Regions from separate parts of the Mus musculus genome. Here region 2 is linked to region 1. Evidence: chromatin contacts called from ENCODE Hi-C or POLR2A ChIA-PET data. All regions are on one chromosome and are shown on one strand. Each heading gives the region's core, a stretch centred on a gene start or an enhancer-like site at or near the end of the contact. The rest is flanking DNA. Distances are from core to core; before and after follow the strand shown.

Region 1 (2,646 bases), core at 110-2,609:
CACAATAGGAGAAAATGACAACACACATTGTGAAATTGATTGTAGGTAAAATTAAAAAAATAAAATAAAATTAATGTTCAGGCCAAACCAAGAAGCAGAGGGGTAGGAAGAGCCAGCCCAACAGTCACAAACTGACAGAGACAAACCTGTCACAACCAGTCTTGTTTGAGCCAGAGATGTACTTTAGCAGATTAACGATTTGGGGGATGTAATGATTTAGGAAATGTATTTCTGTAATTCACTACATTAACAGATTAAAGGCAAAAAACATGATTATCTAAATGGATGCTGAAAAAGCAATTTGGTAATATCTACTTCATTCATGATTTAAAAGTTTAGCCATCTGGAGATCTTCTTTAGCTTGACAAAACTATTAACTAAAAGCCTACAGAAAGCACCTTACCTAGTGTGGAATCACTATAGTCCTTAAACTAAAGTGGTATGTTTTAGCATGTGTATTGAATGCTTTGTCTGTGCGTGGTTTGGTGGTTTGTTTGTTTATTTATTTTTTGGAGGGGGTAGTTCCATTCCTTCTGGTATATTTTGACAGGAATAGAAGCAGGATAGAATCTTACAGAGTTCGGTGACTTTCAGACCTTTGCAGAGCCTTCTGACGATGAAATTCTCCCACATTTGTACAGCAGAAGCCCTTCAAGTTGGTTCCCGGGACACTGTGATATGACCTTTAGTTGGCTGTCTTCCTTCCAGGCACCAGGGTCTATCTTGTGAGCTTCCTCACCCCTCCCATACCTCAAGGCGTTCCTTGTGTTAATTGCTACCTAGAGAACATAATTTGTATCTTGTTGAGACCGAATAATCATTCTTCAGAACTTTTACAGTGGACAAAGACAGGAAAAAATTTTTGTAAAAAACAGACATTTCCAACTTAAGTAATGAATAAATTATTTCTACCTGTTTGCTTCCCCTGAAAATCTGAGTTGTCCATGACAGTAATGACTAATATGGCAGTTTTTTGCTTAATACAAAGTATGAGCCAGCAATGAAAAATTGTGTATGTTATGTATCTTTTGTAGCCTAGAAAAAGCATAATTTTCTATTAAAAAATGAAAGAGGACAGTCCTTTCGCTATCTGAAACTAAGCAGTCAGAGCCTTATTCTTCAACATTTTAATGCACACTCACTTTTTCCTCTTTAGTAGTATTACCATTGTAATTATGAATGAAGCCTGCACAGAAACCTGAAAGCTGGTGGCAACTGAAAAGTTGATTCTCAGTCTTTAGGCGCCTGTGTCCCACTCTGCACCATACAGGGTGGGTAGGAGTGTCACAGTGCCTTCTGGGAAATGTAGTCCACAGTGGAAACCAGGTGGCTCGCGCGCACGCGCAGTTGAGCCTAGTCTTACCCGCTCTGGGCATTGAGCTTTCTGGGTTTTCTGGCAGAGCTGGAACGGCCGGGAACCTGCGGGCCAGGGCTGAGAGCCTGGCGGAAGCACGCAGAGGCCTCAGCTGCTGGTGAGGGCCTCGGGCCCTGACTCCAGGTTCTGCTGCCCGAACAGCGGTCAAAGAAGCCTCCGGCTTCAGGTTAGCTAGTCAAGTCGGCCTTGAGCAGATCGCCTGTAGGCTTTCAATCCTGGAGGTGAAACTTAGTTTCTGTCAGTCTTCGGTGCTGGACAGTATCTTAACTGAATTCCACAGTCCATTTTTTCCACTTGTGCCTTTGCTCTAAGGTTTTACTGTTGGAAAGGAGCAGAACGATGCTGGGCACGGAGCCCAGAACGTGTTAATATCATTCCCTCTACAGGAGCTGTCCTCCACCCCCTTTTTCTCTAAAATGTAAATTGAGTTCTGGCTAGTGCTGCTAGTTCTAGCTTGGGTGTGTGTGTGTCTGTTCTTGTTAATTTAAGTGACTTTGGTAATACTTTGGACCAGAGGCGAAGGCCCATGAGGAAGAGTGGACTAACTTCTAGTTGGTGGAGTCTGCAAAGGGCATGCATTCTGCAGGTGTGTCTTTCACTTGCAATGTCCAAGTGCAGATATGTGGAATATTTGTGCTTTTTCCTTACCTCCGGGAGTTGCACACAACGGTGCCCTTTACCTTGTTAATAATGAATTTGATAGCTGCGACTGTTTAGTTCAGTTCATCTTTATTCATAACCTCAAGTGAAAAGGTCATAGGCCCGTTGACAGTGTGCTTATACTTGGTACTCCTGCCCAGGTTCCCTGTCGCTTGGGTTCCCTGTCGCTTGGGGAGGTTGGGTTGTGCAGCTACCCAGCAGGTGTTTTCTAGCCTGGTGTGGCCCAGTGAGGGCTGGAGGGCAGCCAGGATGAGTAGACCTCAGAGTTTCTTTCTCTGCCTCAAGGGTCTTCTCAGGAGGAGCTACAGAGGGAGAAAATGACCACGAGGTTGCTGCCAGCCCAGGTTCAGGTGAGTAAAGGCCACTTCTGTTTTTGAGCTGCCTTTGGGCTGCAGCGGGACGGGGGCGGGATTTATTTTATTCTTTCTTGAGCTTCTCTGGGCTTCCTTATACAGGCAGAGGAGATGGAATCAGGCCAAAGGCTGTCAGTACAGCTTTTTAAAATATCTTTTTCCACTTATACCTTTTGACTAGTGGAAAGCTTAACCCCTCCCTCCCAATATGTTAACCTACTTGAGGTCTTATGACTGATTGTAGGACTGGTCTCATTA
Region 2 (2,646 bases), core at 47-2,546, 46 kb before region 1:
CTGTCCTACGACCATCCCTAGTTTTCACCCTGAATCTGTCCTGCCCAGAACTGACCATAGTCTGCACAGATAAGTTCATCTGTCCACTTGGAACTTCCATTGCTTTCCTTTCACACACAAAATAAATCCACATTTTTACCATGGGGTCAGAACCTCAGAGTCACACACAATGTCATCTTGAGCCCTTTTTTCTTTCCTTGTTCCTGGTGAACATGCTGGTCTTGCTAAGCATCAAATATCCTAAGCCAAATTCTTTGTGGGGAGCTCTTCCTGGGACAGTAAAATCTCCCAAACACCCTGCCCCTTCTCACTCTGAAACCCCTAACTCAGCATTCCTGTCCTTTCATTCACTCCTAATGAATATTTTCTGTTTGATGGACCACCTTCCCTAGTCACACAAAAACTGCAGTGCAGGAGTCACTCTGTTTCAACACTCTCTGCTCTATGCCTTAACCTATATGTGTGTGCCCTAAGTGAGAGAATGACATCTTTAAAGCCCAGGACAGAGCCACTGACATTGTATCCTAAAGGGTGGCCAGCAATCCCAGAAGTGTCAATCTCAAATCATATTTTTTTAATTGAATTTGTTTCACTTTTCTCCCAATAAGAAAGTTCCTCCATGAATACTTACTACATATCCAAAGGCAACTAGACATCTTCAGGGAAAGATTCTGGTACATTACTCGATACTCACAGGCCCCAGCAAAATACAGTCACCAGAAGTAAATCCAAGCTTCTCTATATACTATCCCGTGCTCCCAGAGACACTTGTTTACTCTGCAGAGACTTCCAGGGCCATCGTCCTTCCCCCCCCCCGCACCCCCCTCCGGTAATCCTGCTACCCAAACCCTCACTGCACTCAAGGTCTATCATGCCTCTCCAGTCCAGCTCCAACAGAGGCTGTAGCATTTTTGAGAGCTTGGTACTGACTGTCTTTCAAGACCTTTCTCTGTCGTTAGGCGCTATTACGACGTTCCTGGATGTTCTCTGGCTTTGCTTGCAGATCCTAGAGTCTAGTAACCTTGATAACAGCATCCTGGACCTTTTTTCACTGCTGGTCTCCACAAGACTAGACCACTTGTCTGCCCAGCGATAGGCTAGTGCACCGCAGAGCCTTCTGGGAATTGTAGTTTCGGCCACAAAGTGACTAGGCGCAGGCGCGCTTTATCGCTTTTTGCTCCTGGTCTCCCTCTGAGAAAAGGAGTCCAAAAATCTAAGCGCTGCAGCAGAGAGATTTGTGGGAATTAGGCTTCCCGGCTCCTGGACAAACGCGCAGGCGCGGCTCCGCGTCAAGCAGCAGGCTCCAGCTCATTGTGTCCTGACTACTCTGTCGAGGCTATGCTCTGCAGTGGACAAGCTTCTAAGGGAAGCCCCACGGTGATCTGCAGTGTCCAGAGACTGAAGGTCAGGTCTGGGAGTTGAGAACAGAGGGTACGTAGACTAAGGGTGGGTTGTGGTCCGTTTTGAAAGGCGTGGATCCCACGTCCTTAACTTTGAAGCGCATGTACTGAGATTTGATTCCACACATGGAAGGGACCAGCAGAACTGTTTTGTAGTCGAGCTAAGGGATCCGAACCTGATTGCACGTTGAGAAGGGTTGGTCAGGACCTCTAGCTCATCTTGCTGCAAACTCACAAATACAGTTGCATACAGCTGCTGGTTATATTCCCGGCGTGGCTCCAAGTTCTCTCTGAGGAACTTGAGAAAGGGACACCTTCACTGCAGCCCCTGCACTTGACGAAACTGTGGAGGGTGACTTATGTGAATGATTTCTTCTCCCGGAAACCCGCTCCCTACACTGTCCCATCCGAAACACGAAACAGCCCCCCCCCCACACACACACACACAGAGAGAGAGAGAGAGAGAGAGAGAGAGAGAGAGAGAGAGAGAGAGAGAGAGATCTGGCCGGTTTAACTCCCCTTCCCTTTCAGGAAAAAGTCACCTCTTTGCCTCCTCCTTCCCTCTAGTTGGGATAGAGCTGTCCCAGGAGGAAAGGCTGTCTTAAGACGCCAAAGCATAGCTGCAGGGGAAGGGACAGAGAATGGGTAGAGTTTGAGGACTGGGCCGGGCAAGCTTTCTGCAGGGGAAAGCCAAAGCCACACAAACGGGAAGGCATGCAGGATCTGACTAAAGGAAAGATGCGAAGGAGAGCTGGCATGGGGAGAAGTCACTTTACAGATTGGGTGAGGACAGCTACCTTCAGAGGGAGTATGCACTGGGAGCAAAAGAACAAAGTGAGCCAGGATGTGAATGGTGAGGCGCATCCCTGTGACCTTTGACCCGGCCCTCTCATTACAGGAGTGCAGATGCTTCTAGCCAGAGAACCCCAGCAATTGTAAAGCTCCTCCCCTGCCTCCTTCCTACTCAATGCTCCTCAGCTCACCAGAGAAAAGGAATGGCTGTCAGCCAGCTCCCGGCCCTGGTCCAGGTGAGTCATCACTGTCCAGTGTTGTCCCCCTGTATCCCCAGTTGTGTCCTTGACTTCATTCATTGCTCTAACCAGAAGCTTCCTTTCCAGCCACCCCCAAAGACCCCAGCTGCTCCCTCCCACCACACATCTCCTCCTAGTGAGCTTTAGAGCTTTCTGTAAGGCATGAAAGTGGCACATCTGGGCAGGATTCTAGGTTAGTATAAAATGAAAACCTT

Evidence for each region. Hi-C counts contacts between places; a loop is a spot of excess contacts on that map. ChIA-PET counts read pairs that join two places held with the same protein, here RNA polymerase II (POLR2A).
Region 2: a loop to region 1 is called in a map of heart, with 8 times the contacts of the local background. The contact joins the promoter of Zfp454 here to the promoter of Zfp879 in region 1. A Hi-C loop is called at or near these places in 6 of 37 maps with a recorded cell type or tissue (gastrocnemius, heart and left cerebral cortex). POLR2A ChIA-PET finds 5 or more read pairs at or near these places in 3 of 5 experiments (Patski and embryonic stem cell).

What each region holds. Positions count from the first base shown.
Region 1 is chr11:50,840,265-50,842,910 of GRCm38, reverse strand. Zfp879 (zinc finger protein 879) reads left to right here and starts at 1,359. Exons shown (of 5, transcript NM_173387.3): 1 at 1,359-1,541; 2 at 2,321-2,385. The coding sequence starts at 2,353.
Region 2 is chr11:50,886,151-50,888,796 of GRCm38, reverse strand. It overlaps Zfp454 (zinc finger protein 454), which reads left to right and starts at 1,296. Exons shown (of 6, transcript NM_172794.3): 1 at 1,296-1,431; 2 at 2,299-2,428. The coding sequence starts at 2,396.